3 separate regions of the Mus musculus genome follow, and regions 1 and 2 are each linked to region 3. Evidence: chromatin loops called from intact Hi-C (ENCODE). Cell type or tissue: gastrocnemius. All regions are shown on one strand.

What was found. A loop is a pair of places that touch in the nucleus more often than their neighbours do. Peaks named below come from ENCODE experiments on the same cell type or tissue, not always from the same donor. Only the 100,000 strongest peaks of a DNase experiment are listed, where the experiment ranks them.
Region 1: it touches region 3 in a loop (1.8-fold over the local background); 12 of 42 quality-filtered maps call a loop at or near these places.
Region 2: a loop joins it to region 3, with 9 times the contacts of the local background. A loop is called at or near these places in 16 of 42 quality-filtered maps.

What each region holds. Positions count from the first base shown.
Region 1 is chr4:145,555,280-145,560,279 of GRCm38, forward strand. No RefSeq gene overlaps it. Among named protein-coding and RNA genes, the nearest start is that of Gm13212, 27 kb to the right of the region's middle. In gastrocnemius, no CTCF peak of the experiment used is centred here; no DNase peak of the experiment used is centred here.
Region 2 is chr4:145,579,279-145,584,278 of GRCm38, forward strand. No RefSeq gene overlaps it. Among named protein-coding and RNA genes, the nearest start is that of Gm13212, 3.4 kb to the right of the region's middle. In gastrocnemius, no CTCF peak of the experiment used is centred here; a DNase peak (open chromatin) is centred at 2,289.
Region 3 is chr4:145,430,229-145,435,228 of GRCm38, forward strand. It overlaps Gm42346, which reads left to right. Exons shown (of 3, transcript XM_030253952.1): 2 at 3,518-3,586. Among named protein-coding and RNA genes, the nearest start is that of Gm42346, 20 kb to the left of the region's middle. In gastrocnemius, no CTCF peak of the experiment used is centred here; a DNase peak (open chromatin) is centred at 2,329.

The sequences.
Region 1 (5,000 bases), 130 kb after region 3:
TGGGATGGAAGCATGACCTCATCTGAGAGGATGGAGCCCTAACACTCTGTTATCCAGCTGTGACTCTGCAAGGCGAGTGCATCCTTGATGGGTGGATATAAATTGAGAGAGCATGTGAGATTTTTTTTCTGCTTATATTTTTATTTCATACTTTAAACTTTACTTTATCCTAATTTTGATGTATAGGTTTTCACTGAATATTAAGTTGTGATTTTAATCTCCTTGAGGACAAGTTGTTCTTCATGTACATACAAATTCTCTGCAGAGTCCTGTAAATATATAAACAGATCTTCTCCCAGAAAAACATCAGTCATTTTTATTATCCTGTTAATAGGTCTTTATTTTATTAGGGGCTAGAAAAGTTTAAAAAATTGACTTATTTATTGTTATATAAAGTATTATAAGGAGATCAATAATTATAATTTTACTTTTTTAAAAAGATTTATTTATTTATTATATGTAAGTACACTGTAGCTGTCTTCAGACACTCCAGAAGAGGGCATCAGATCTTGTTACAGATGGTTGTGAGCCACTATGTGGTTGCTGGGATTTGAACTCCAGACCTTCGGAAGAGCAGTCGGGTGCTCTTACCCACTGAGCCATCTCACCAGCCCTACTTTGTAATTTAGATGTCTATATCTTTTAAGGTTTGATGAGCTCATTCTACAATAGCCTGTCCCTGTGAATTATAGGAGATGTCAGTGGAATATGAGAAACTAAGAGTCAAACACCAATTTTAATACGCCTTTTAAGTTTAATATGCCTTTTAAGTATTTTCTGATTTTGAGGCCTTGGCATTATAAACTAATAAAACAAATACTGTATCATATCTTTGAAGGTTTCCCCAGGTTAGGCAAAGGTATAAATAACAATGAGAATTCAGCATATATACATACAGGAATAAAAGCAAACTTTCCCAAAGACAGGACATGTGTAACATTTGTCTGTTTTAAATCCCAGGGATATAGGCTCATCAGGGGTTAAATACCCAAGCTGAGCTAACAGATTTGCAGGAATGCAGGAGCAGTTTTCTGAGTGCAGTGGTGATTTGTAATGTAAGATCTTGCTATGTTATCTTCATAGGAAAAGCAACAAGCTTTTGTTAAGAAATTAAACTAAGCCAGGCATGGTGGCGCACGCCTTTAATCCCAGCACTAGGGAGGCAGAGGCAGGTGGATTTCTGAGTTTGAGGCCAGCCTCGTCTACAGAGTGAGTTCCAGGACAGCCAGGGCTATACAGAGAAACCCTGTCTTGAAACCCCCCCCCCCAAAAAAAAGAAATTAAACTAATCCTTACCTTCATATATCTGATCAGGAAGCACAGAATGACCTTGCACATGTCCAGTAGAGAAAAGATAATTTCTAATCTGAAGTAAGACTTGTAATTCTGAAAGTTGGGGTTCTGAAAATTGTAAAATATCTGTTCCACAGGTTTTAAAAGGGGGCTTGTCCTTCATATTTAAAAGACAATGTATCTCAGATGCCTAGTGTTCAGGAAGTTGTATTGGGAGAGTATTTGAGGTACCTCCTTAAGCTGCAGCTGCTGTGCCTTACTCCCAGAACATTCAGCAGCTTTCACCTTCAAGGTCAGTGGAGCTGTTGGGATGGGAAATGGGCAGGAGCAGAGCAGGGGTGTGGAGCAGGGGTGCAGTTTCTCCTGCCACACTCACAATTCTGTTGTGGGTATCTTACCATTTTTAGGAAGTTTGAGATTCTATGAACCTGGGGGTTTTGGTGATGCTTGAATTAATTGTATACTTGCCAGAATATTTTTCTAAATAACCTCTTCGATCCTTGGCAGCCTCTGTAGTTTGTACACAGGAGTTCTCTTTGATAAAGCCTCAATAAAGCTCCTTGAACTCAAATTCTCCCATGTTTCTTAACTCCCCTGTTTCTCTGTTTGCTACTTCATTTCCCTTTTAACAGGGGACTGAATAGACATTCCAAAAGAGCTTTGTAGATATTAGTTATATGAGGGACCATTGCAGATTTCACCGAATTAGAAAATGTAGGTTATAAAGCACCATCAAATGGCTGTAAATATTAACATTTACTGAGTAAAGTTACAATCTCCATTAATTTTACACTGAGGTATATGCAGGTTTTGATGTAAATACAGCATTCAAAATGTGTCTTCATAGGATTAAGTATTAATGTTACACCTTAGGTTTGAATGAAAAACAAAGACAAGATTGCTGCAAAGTATGGCTGAAGAGAAGATATATTGTTGGTTCTGTTAAACCAGAGAATCGCCAGAGAAAAATGAATTCCACCATGTGGGTAAGCTTTATTAGATATTACATCCTGACTAAGAGATGGACTTGGGTCACATGCTACAGGGGGTTGTATAGGCTATGAGGATTTATCATTTTCCTAAGACTTGCAACCTGCAGCATTCCAAGAAGTTACCTGTTTCTTGGGCTGGTGGTGCTTAGAGGTTATAATATATGCCAGAGGACCAGGCACAAACCTATACAGGCCCTGTGTTTATTGCTTTTTTCTCTGTAAATTCACATGAACCTGGTTCATTTGATTCAGATAGCCTTTTCTCCTTGGGTCCTCTAACACATCTGGCTATTTCATTCTTTCTCACATGCAGTTGCCTGACCTATTTTGGGGTAGGTTTGATTTAAAGGTCTGTGACAAGGACTCTTGTCTTTACTTAACATCTGTGGGTAGGTTTCTGCATCTCTTCCTGTCTGATGCAGGAGGAAGCTTCTTGGATGGTGACAGAATAAGACACTGGTCTTGAGTATAACAGAATATCATTGGGGATCACATCGTTGATATTTTTCCTTGAGTGGTAGTGTTTGTTTTTCCCCTGGGTGTTTATTTTATCTACTGTGTGGTTCCTAGCTACTCATGCAGAATTGGTTATGAGTTTCAGCTTACAGAGTAGGATTTACGTCAAAAGAGACATTGGTTAGCTTTTCTTACATGGTTTGTGCCATCATTCCCCTAGCATATCTGGCAGGTAGACAAGATTTTAGCCAAAGGTTTTGAGGCTAGGTTGCTTTTCACATTTCTCTTTTGTTAGCCTGTTTAGCAACTTCACATACCAAAGAAAATATTATATAGGCAGGAAGGTTCACCTTCTCTGTGTCCAGTGAGTTCTCTGAATGATATGCTTGGTAATAGAGAACTGCTCTCAATTTTAACAGAGCAAAGAGTTATCTTAGCAACTGCCTAGGTTGCTTAGGGATCTAAGGGACCCACTTAGCCAACAACTCAATTGAATAAAACTCAGGTAGTGTACTAGAAAGCTCATTTGAAGCAAATACCATGTCAGTTGGGACTGCTTCACCCCCATTAGTAGGTCACTGAATATTGATTGTCTTTATAGCATTTAGGAAGTATATACCACTATAGGCTTCCATATCATCACTCAAATACCCCTCTAATTTCCAACTGTCTCTCAGCATTTTCTTCTTCAACCTTAACTTCCCTCCTACTTTCTACCTCATTTTCCCATTCACATCTCCATCTGCCTCCAGTCGATCCATGAAATCTATTTTATTTACCTGCACCAGGGAATCTGTGTGCCACTGTGTGCCACTGTGTGCTCTGAAGTCAACTCTTCTATACTTAATATCTCTAAATACAATGGGCTTATCCAGTTCATTATTTTAGCATTGGCTAATATCCACACATAAGTGAATATATTCCATATTTCTCCACCTGTGTCTGGCTTACCTTCATAGATAATTTTTTTCTAGGTACATCTATTTGTCTGAACATTTTAATATGGATGAATATCTATCTATCTATCTATCTATCTATCTATCTATTTATCTATCTATCTTTCATCAAAGTAATGAACAGCTGATATAAATTATCAGCTGTCTCTCTAAAAACAGAGAAGTCAGAACTGAGTTCCACATCTAGAGTAAGTTGCCTCAGTTGCTGTGGGAATGCTAGAACAACAGCTGCAGGGCTTTCCCCGTGTCTCAGATTCTTCACTCCCTCCAGGTATCCAATGGTACCTATGAAAGGGGAAAGGAAATTGTTAAACTCCGTAACCACACAAATGTCACAACAACCTTATCACTACTGATGTTAGCTACTGTACATCACAGTCTCTAATACTAGCAACAGTATCAAGACCAGATCTCAAACACCTGTTCCCATTGATCCTTCCTGTCCTGACTGGCTAGCATACGGCCTGTGCTCCACTGAAATTATATCGATAGGAAACAGGAATCCATTCTTCATTAAACTGAGCTTTCAAAAGCAGTCACACACCTTCTTAGCAAGTGTCTTGTGATGGTGCTGGAGGATCCTGGCTTTCATGTTCTGCACAGGAAGCTGACATAGATTATTTTTCCTGGGCTGCCAGGATCTTATGGATTCTTTTCTATGGGTGCTCTGAATTAGTTTGTGGTCCACCACCCAACAATTAATCCTCCCTCTTCCTGCTTTCAACCTGTCTATCTGAACCATGCTCTGCCTCACCCCATTTCACAACTAATTTTTGTTTATTGCAAGATTACACTTCTGTATGTCCAGATGTCCTGACACAAAAATGTCCACTTTCTGCCCCAGGTTCTCGTGAGCTGGCTTGGTATATTGACCAGACAGTTTTGGCAAATCTTTTCAAACAGGCCATAGATCTTCAGGTGTTCTACTTTGACAGCAATGAGCTATTCGTCTTCCAGAGTCAGTAGAACTGTGATTGACTGGAAGGCATACCCCATTCAATTATCCAAAATATTCAAAGAAATGTGTTTTTCTAGCAACATTAATAACATAGCAACATTTACACATAGGTAAATAAAATTTATACATATACGTCTTTAGTTTTTAATCAGTGAAGAGGATGGACATTTTGAATTAGAATTGTTGCTGTACCACAGTGACTTCAGTTACACCCTCAGCTGCAAAGGATGTGGATGTTGAAAAGCATCTCCCACCTGTGTCTGAAAGGGTCCTGTGACTGTGGAAGCTACAATGATGATACTTTTCTCCTCCTCCTCCTCCTGCTGCTGCTGCTGCTCTTCCTCC
Region 2 (5,000 bases), 150 kb after region 3:
ACCATGTGGGGTTCTTGTTTTTTCCATCTTACCAGGTTTGGCTGTCTAATAAAGATGTAGAGGGAAGGCACTTGACAAGGACAGCTTGTTTAGTTCAGCTTGTTTTCAGTTTCTCCAGTAATGACAGAAGTAAAATAGAAAACATCTAACTGAGGAGCCAGTTCTACGGTTTTGAGTAGTCCCTAGTATGAGAAAATCTCTGAGGTATAATTTCTTCGAAAGTATTTTCATGGCATTGTACTATCATGTTTTAATGACCCCCTTTTTTTTCAGTTCCAAAAACTGTTAACACTAGTGACCATGACTGGTTTGGGCATTATTTCCTCAACTCACATTCTGTGGAGGTAATAGTCAGGAGTAAGATGGGGAAAAGCTACTTAGGTCTGTGGAGAGAAGCATGAGGCTCTGCAGCTAGATGGTCAGCCTCTGTGTAATTGAGATTTGACTTTTTACCAGGTTGGGGATTTAGTTGAATATTTTATGTATGTGTGTGTGTCTGTATGTCTGTGTGTCTGTGTGTCTGTCTGTCTGTAGGTCTGTCTGTCTCTGTGTGTCTGTGTGTTTTTGTGTCTGTCTGTCTGTCTGTCTGTATGTCTGTCTGTCTGTCTGTCTCTGTGTGTGTGTGTGTGTTTGTGTGTGTGTGTGTGTGTGTGTGTGTGTGTGTGTGTGTGTGTGTGTGTCTGTAGAGACAGAGAGAGGGAGAATGAAAAGGAGAGAGGGGAGTCAGGCAAGACTAACACTGTGTAGCTCTGGATGATCTGAAACTTTCTATGTAAACCAGGCTGGCTTTGAACTCACAGAGACATCCTGCTTCTACCTCCCCAGTGCTGAGAGTAGAGGTGTGTATCATCATGTCTGGGCTTAGGATGTCTTGATGATTTTGAGAAGGGGTAATTACAATCAGGCCCAGTTTTACTCACCAAGAGGTGATTATTACTATTATTTATTTGTATAACTTCTTCTGTGTGTGTGTGTGTGTGTTTGTGTATTTGTGTGTGTGTGTCCTGGCAGATGGTCTGAGATGCTAATCTTGGGTTGTGATTCTGATAAGAGGGAACACTGTGTACACACATACATGCCCTTCCCAGGCACAGAGAAATGCTTTCTTTCCTTGTGTAGACAGAGTGCTAATTAAAGCATTTTGAACATACTGACTAAAAGCGGCCATCCTAACTAAGCTGCTCAGTTATTTCTGTTCTCTTACAAAAGTGTCTGCATTCTCCTGTGATCTATTTTGGGCCTGTCCAGTAGGGCATGCAATTCATTCTGGACTGGACAGGATTGGGAGGGTAGAAGAGAAGGGAATGTTGGCTCAATTGGGCAGCTAGGCTTTTGGCCAGCTAGTAGCCTTATTTTTAACCCCTTAACTGGTATAGTTTAAACTTGTCCAATAACAGTGTCCAATGAAAATTTGTGCCTCAAAATATTTATATTATGTCAAGATTATTGTTTCCAATGCCATGCTTATTTTAATTACCTCTATGATCATGTGTATTTTGCTTTTTATATAGAATGTTTGGAATAATTTTCAGTGATCATCAGGTTTTTTAATTAATAGTATTAAGAAGCAGTTAAAACCTGATGGTGTGCCTTAAAATGTGTAATTAAATGGTTGTCTTATGTAATGATACCTGTGAAAATTCTATCAAAGTTTGGTACATTAAAATCTCTCAATTATTTATTATCTTTTGTAATAATATATAATAAAAAAAGAAAGGCTTGAAATATTTAGTCCCTCAGTTTTAGGGAATATGGCAATCATTATTATATTGTTAAAGGGCCTAGAGGAGGATCCAGCATACAGTGTAGAAGACATCAAGCTGTAAGGTACATGTCATGTATCCCCAAGGACAGTTTGTACTGATGGAGAAACAATGACCTAGGGAAGATTGTCTGGGACAATTTCATAGACTAGGACTTTCAGGTGTGGTCTGGCACTACATCTACCACAGGTCACCAAGCTGCTTACTACATCCATTCCTTCACTTCTGGTAAAAAAAAAAATGTACTTTTTCTTGCACTGAAGAGAAAACCCTGTGGTTTTACATTCCTGGTTACCATAGAGCTCATTTTTGACCAAAGTTTCCTTTTGCCCTCTACAGAAAAAAATATTTTTTATAGATGTATCTAGTTCTTAGGATGTTAATGTCGTGTTAGTGTAAATGGAAAGATAGTCAAAAGATGTTTTCTAGAATATAAATTGTGTTGTTGAGATATACAAAGTGTGACTACATTGCTGACTCTATAGACATAAAACATGCATGTGCTGCTGGCAGAATCCCAGCAATCAGAACACCGTGGCAGGAATATTCCTCTTCATTTGAGGTCAGACTCTACATCAAAGTGACATTCCAACCCGTGAGCCCCAATTTCTTCTTCTGGCCTGCATGGATTCTCCACATGTATTGAGTTGAATTTCTTACCCTTTTCTGCAGCTGTGTCTGTGTATTTTCAAATTTTTATTGCTATATTGTCAGAGAACTAAGTGCCATCAGGATCTTGATATTGTCATTTCTATGGTCCATCACCAGCCTTATATTTGTAAATAGTTGTCCTTCAACACAGGCTGAGATGCTTGAAGGGCAGGCAGCTCTCTATGCCTAAAGGTAATCCACAGAAATTCTGGTGATGTCTCACACATGATTGCTTGTAAGAAAAAAACCTGACATCCAATTCCTGGGACAAGAACTGGAGGGTGGAATTTCTAGATATAAAAAGAGATGTAGGAGCCGGGCATGGTGGCACACACCTTTAATCCCAGCACTTGGGAGGCAGAGGCAGGCGAATTTCTGAGTTCGAGGCCAGCCTGGTCTACAGAGTGAGTTCCAGGACAGCTAGGGCTATACAGAGAAACCCTGTCAAGAAAAACCAAAAAAAAAAAAAAAAAAAAAGAGATGTAGGGAGGAGAATGCAGATGTAGGAGATTTAGTGGGAGACAGAGAAGAGAACAGATAGATGGGAACAGAGCCAGTGAGAGGTTAAGAGGTATCTATGTATGAGGTCATAGGTTTGACTTGTCTTAAATTTAAACGATAGCTAGGAGACTGCTCCCGTGAAAGTTTTATGCTTTACACTATATAGAAACCTCCTTCTCATTATTTATAACACTGGTGTGTGTGTCCACAAACACTCCCAGTAGTCATGTCCACACACCCTTGTTTATCATAAATATATAACATTTAACCAGAGTGCTATTGGTATTTAAGTCAAATTAGACTTTGATTGGTTATTCCCAATAAATTCATGATATCTTTGACCTAGCATATTTTGGAAGAACGAGAAAATATAGATCAAAGACTTTTTTGGTTGGTTCTGTGTATATATTTCACTTTGTGTAGCTTGCAAAGCACTTTCCCATAACGAGGACACTGGAATATAAGAGTCAATGTTCTTGGAGGCACCAGTTTGACCACTTCATATACAATGAGTTGTGTCAGTCCTGTCTTTAGCAATGAACACTTATTGTCAGTTTATAAAAAGCAAGCCCTTTCTTTTGTTGTCAGTGTCCTGCAATCTTTGGGTATTTTTATGAGACCACTTTGGCTAGCAGCTCACTTTATGTAACACAGTGAAAAATACAAGATCAACTGGAACTCCATCTCCTTCAGTATTCAAAGACTTCATTTGAATCATCTTCATACACTTATAAAGTCGTACTTTTCAAAGAAAAAAATTTTTTTGCAAACATCTTATGAAGAATATATCGAGCAGAACTCCATGAAGTCTTGCTCCATGGTGCTTTCCTATGCATTAGCAGAACCATAAGTGTGACAATGTATTATATAAAAGATCTAACTTGATGCGTTGATAAATGATAATTTATGTACTTTTTCATGTCCTGCCCAGAAACTGCATGTGAGTCATTTACTGAAAGCATGAAATACAGGCTTAAAGCACATTTCAAAATGCATAAACAGTTATGGGTATGGTTGATAAAAGTCATGTTTATAAATGTTTATTGTCTTGATCATGTGGACCCAGTTACCTAATCCTTTATAAAACTCTGTTAAAGATTATTGTTCACTATCCCATTCTTTCCCCCATGTGATGGTTCCCTTGATGTTCTAGAAACACTCCAAAGCTCTCTATTAAGGTCAGCCAGAGAGATACAAACAGACAACAGATTACACAGGTAGACACAAACATGGAGACAAAAGGCAGACAGAAAGGGAGAGATACTCAAGGCAGCCTTCAGGAAGTTACAGATTTAAACTAACTGAACAGACACACAGGTTGGAAGGCACAGGGAACATGAAGTAGAGAATTCAACTTTGGACTCACACTTAGTTAAATGCTCTGAGGGAAAGGCTTTTATTTCTTTCCTTAACTCAGATGCATTATTAATCACCAGTATGTTTAATCTATTCACATATGAGGAATCAATTAACTTGTGACATTTTTTTTTGCATAAGTACAATATGGGGAAAACTAAAACTCAACACAATGGGAAACAAGTAACCCTGCCATCTGAAAGGTGTCCATGGGCACAGAACCCTATTTAAAGACAGACCCCCAGGTTTGGGCTTGTGCTTCTGAGCTCTCACCTCCATGCTGAGCTAGAATCCATTTTAACCTCTCATAATCATCACAACAGGTTTTGAACCTAAGAGGTCACATGAGAATCCTGGAACTCATTACAATCATGAAAAGAGTTGACTTCCTAGCAATAGTCTAATGAGACTTGGGTAAATCTCGAGTCTCCTTTCCCCCACTTATGCTGACATGCATGGGTGTCATAGAGTGTTACAGGGAACAATCAGGAAACCATTTATCAACCAACAGTGCAGTATGTATTGCATTTTTGTTCTAGTTTTCTTTCATCCTTTTATCCTTTCTTTCTTTCTTTCTCTCTCTCTCTCTCTCTCTCTTTCTTTCTTCCTTCTTACTTCCTTTCCTTACTTTTTTTTTTGATAAAGATCAGGACAGTTTTCCGAAGGAGTTTCATTTATTGCCTCATCCTTCATGCAGTAAATAATATTGTGCCTTGACCTAACATCATT
Region 3 (5,000 bases):
ATAGTTCCCATGACTTAACATACATCCTGTTCTTGATTAGGTTTCCGAATATGACATGAATTCTCTCTCTGAAAGGGAACCTTAAATCCAATCAGAATATGTTTTACTATATTTGGTCTGTATTTTTTGTCTATTGCTTTCATTAAGCACCATGTTCAAGGAAATTAATAGAAGAAAAAGACTACTTTGGGTAATGCTTCCAGAGGATAACCATCAACCATGGCAGGGAGGACTGATAGAACATTGCCATGTTGTTGAAATAGAAAGGTGAAAGATCACATCCTCAACCCCAATCATTAAAGAGGAAGAGAGAATTAAGATGGCTTGGATCTATTCTCTTTCCTCATAGCCAACCCCCAGTGTTATACTTTATTCAGTAATGTTCCAACAACTAAATTCATCAAAACGTTTTAACCAACTGAGGCTTTGACTTTAAAAATATTATCCAATAGGAGATTTATTCATTCATACCTATATAATCAGTCTTCTAATATCCTTGTATGTTGTGTCCGACCAGCGGCTCACATGTCTGGGTTCGGTTCTGGGAAGGCATCTTGGAATCTGGAAGAGAAGAGGGAGCTAGGTGGACAAGAGAAAGATGAAGCTAAGACAAAAATTCTGATCAAAGCTCAATTTTACTAATTCGTGCACCAAGTTATGAAGGAGGGGAAGGGGGCCGATTCCCGCCAAATCATCTTACAGGTGAACACGTGATAGCTCCAGAACAGCTTCTTGGCAGGCAGCAGCAGTGGGAGTGGCAGGACGATAGGGCTGCAATTCTTCTGTTGAGGGACATCTGGGTTCTTTCCAGCTTCTGGCTATTATAAATAATGCTGCTATGAACATAGTGGAGCATGTGTTCTTATTACCAGTTAGAACACATTCTGGATATATGCCCAGGAGAGGTATTGCTGGATCCTCTAATAGTACTATGTACAATTTTCTGAGAAACCGCCAGAATGATTTCCAGAGTGGTTGTATAAGCTTGTAATCCCACCAACAATGGAGGAGTGTTCCTCTTTCTCTGCATCCTCTCCAGCATCTGCTGTCCCCTGAATTTTTTATTTTAGCCATTCTGAGTAGTGTGAGGTGGATTCTCAGGGTTGTTGTGATTTGCATTTCCCTGATGATTAACGATGTTGAACAGTCTTCTAGGTGCTTCTCAGCCATTCCATATTCCTCAGTTGAGAATTCTTTGTTTAGATCTGAGCCCCATTTTTAAATTTTTTTTTTTATTTTCTGGAGTCCATCTTCTTGAGTTCTTTATATATATTGGATAATCCTCCCCTAACATCATTTTAATTCATCATCTTCTTTGACTGAGGCATCCATCTCCTCTACCTTTTCTTTAAGTCTGATAATCTGTCTCCCACAGGTTCTCTATGTATTATTTTTATTTGCCTTACTGCATTTTGTTTTCAGGGTCTTTTGGGGAGGACATTTCTAAGCACCTATTGAACTCAATTTAAATATTTTATATTGTCGACATTTCCTTCAGGAATCTGGTATTATTTTCTTGTTCATCATTCATTTTCTTCCTCTCTGAGTGGATTTTCATGGTTTACAAACTTTAATCTCCTTGATCATGACTGTGGCTTTTCAATTCTTTATCTTGGATATCATGTAAATTGTGCTCCTTATAGGGTACATATATGGTTTGAAGTTTGAGACAAGGACATTTTATCGTAGTTTCTGTTTGTTTTGGGTTCTGAGCATCAGAATTTAGAGGAATTGCTTAATTGTGTGCATTTTTAGTCCAGAGGGCTAGACTCAAAATATGAGAAGTTAGGAAGGATCCATTGTATCTGAAGGGTTCAGAACCCAGGTGCAGTGTCCTACTACATCCAGCTCTGGTCTAGTCTGGCAGCAACTTTGTGGAGAAGCTGTGCAGAGTAGGTCCAGGGAAGTTGTGTGAAAGGCAGCCTGCAACAGAGTTGGGGGAGGGGTTCCTGATGGGGACTGTGGGATTCCTGCATGAATTGATGAGTTTAAGGAAAAGACAAATTAAAAGCAAAGGAAAAACAAGCAAGCAAGCAAACAAGCAGAAATCCAAAACAAAAAAATTGCTGTGAATAACTGGGAAGCTAATGAATTAAAAGGTCCGGAAGTAGGTGGGCCTAGAAGAATTCCAGGAAGCTGTTGAATATTGGGCGGGTCCAGAAGGAGGGGCTAGGCAGAAGTAAAAGGAAGTTCTGCCATTTCATCATTCTCTTTGTTTCTCCGCTGCCTCGTGGTAAGGAACTCCTGGTGGAAGAGTCATGCCCAGTACTTGCGGCACCTGAAAACTTCCTTAAGCAGCTGTTGTTGTGCTGGCCTCCTAGGATATTCAGCAGCTGGTCCTGTCACCTTCCAGGTCAGAGGAGCGCTGGGCTGGGAAATGGGCAGGAGCAAGGCCAGCATGTGGAACAGTGGTGCATTTTCTGCCGCCACTCTTACAATTTTGTTGTGGATATCTTACCATTGTCAGGAAGTTTGAGACCCTGTGAATTGGGTTCAAGGTCATGTTTTAATAAATTTTATGATTGCCAGAATATTTTTTTTAATAACCCCGTTAGATCTGTGGCCGTCTCCATAGTTTTAAATAGGGATGTAAATGTATATAGGGAAATGTAAATGAGGAAAATACCTAATAAAAATATTTTTAAAAAAAGAAAGTTACTGTGAGGGTGTCTTAAGATGTCTGTTGAGAGTGAATTGTCTGATATGAGGTGGTTTTCTCCAGAAGGTCTACTTGCTTTCTGAATCACCTATTCTGTCCACTCTAAATGTTTTCCTGTCCTTGACCTGTGTTCTTATTGATGCTCTGTGTTGCATTAGTCCCCACTAGAGTGAAATAATTATTGTTGACCTTCTCTGTACTGGTTGCTTTAGTTTTGAGTCTGCTTGCCTTATTTCTGAGGTATGTTTCTTCTCTTATATTCTTGAGAGCTTTTATACTGAGCAGTGTCTATTTTTTACTGTATAAGTAAGTTTCATTCTCCTATTGTCACTGTAATTTGGGAGGATTCCTGACTACATCTATTAACCTAGGCCTAGTCATGTAAGCTTCTACTCTCCATACAGTATTATCTAAGGCCTGGTGTGTTTTCAGCCTCTGAAATTTGCTGCTGAATAAGCTCCCCCTTTTTTATTCCTTCTCAATGCTTACCTGAAATGAATGAAACACCATTCAACTCTGGGCATGATTCATGGTAGGCACTAGCCATTTGTCCTTGACTCTAGTCCCAGGAAGATAAGTTCTCAGTAACAAACCTGATAATAGTGTTTTACAGCCTGGATGCATATGCTCTGTGTTTATGCCAGGTGCCCACTGAGGTCAGAAAGCGTCCTCAGATTATACTTATATTCCTTACTACACTAAATATGTCATGCCATGCTCTCATGTCTGTAGAAGTGTTGACAAGATTCTTTGTATCATTTTGCTTTTAATGTTCTTTTATGTGGTTTATCATTGTCTATTACGTAGTTGTAGTAATTTCATTTTTGTATTTTTCAAACCCTGTTGTGAAACTTCAAGAAGAGTTCCAATATTTGAAACAGGGAAAAAAGAAAAAGGATGAGTTCTTCTCTGGTAAACACTCCACAGGTCAGTGTGCTGTCCACATTTCTTTGAAAAATCCTTTTTCATTCAAACCACTGCATAGTTCTGTTATCTATATGTGGTCATATTATCTAAGAGGATTTTTTCTAATCTCTTCATTTTCTTCTGGGATGAGGAGAATTTAACGGTTTGGTCTTTTCACATATATAACACCATTATATTTTCCGTGCAATTTCCATGGACTGAAAACCTGCAAATCTCAATGGTAATCTATTGTAAATGATGCTCAAAAAATATATCGATTGCGAATTTTTATTTTGGATCGAATTTTGACCTTTTATATTAGTGTGGAAGGAAGGTCTCCTGTGTCACTTAATTTGCATTGGGGTTCCTGTGCTCAGTCTGATGGTTATCTGCAAGCACCACAAATGGATTTGTATTGGTCAGACTGTGGCATGGCCTCAGGGGATAGCACTACCAGGCTCCTTTCAGCAAGTGCGTCTTGGCATCTGTAATAGTGTCTCGGTTTGGTGTCCGAAGATGGGATGGATCCCTAGGTGGGGCAGTCTCTGGATGGCCGTTTCTTCAGTTTCTGATCCATTCTTTGTCCCTGCATTTCCTTTGGAAAGGAACCATTCTGGGTTAAAAATCTTTAGATGGGTTGGTGGCCCTTTCTTCAACTGTGGTCCTTGCATATGCACTGGAATTCACTTTGTAGTCCAGGCAGGCCTTGCACTCAGAAATCCACCTGCCTCTGCCTCCAGAGTGCTGGGATTAAAGGGGTGGGCCACCTAGCCAGGCTCATTTATGTTTCAAATGCTATCCCTGTTCCTAGTTTCCTCTCTGATAATCCTCTATCCTCTCCCACCTCTCTCTGCTCCCCAAACCACCCACTCCCTCTTTCTGGCCCTGGCATTCCTCTATACTGGGGCATAGAATCTTTGTAAGTCCTAGGGCCTCTCCTCACACTAAGCCTTCCTCTGTTACATATGCAGCTAGAGACACAGTCCAATCATGTGTTTTCTTTGCCTGGTGGTTTAGTCCAAGGGAGCACTGTTTGTACTGGTTTGTTCATATTGTTGTTCCTCCTATAAGGCTGCAGACCCCTTCATCTCCTTGGGTAGTTTCCGTAGGTCCTTCATTTGGAACTCTGTGCTCCATCCAATAGATGACTGTGAGCATCCACTTTCTTTCTTTCTCTCTTTTTCTCTCTCTTCCTTTCTTCCTTCCTTCCTTCCTTCCTTCCTTCCTTCCTTCCTTCCTTCCTTCCTTCCTTCCTTTCTTTTTCTTTACTCCTCTCCTCTCCTCCCCTCCCCTCCCCTCCCCTCCCCTCCCCTCCCCTCCTTTCTTTTCTTTTCTTTTCTTTTCTTTTCTTTTCTTTTCTTTTCTTTTCTTTTCTTTTCTTTTCTTTTCTTTTCTTTTCTTTTCTTTTCTTTTCTTAAGACAGGGTTTCTCGGTA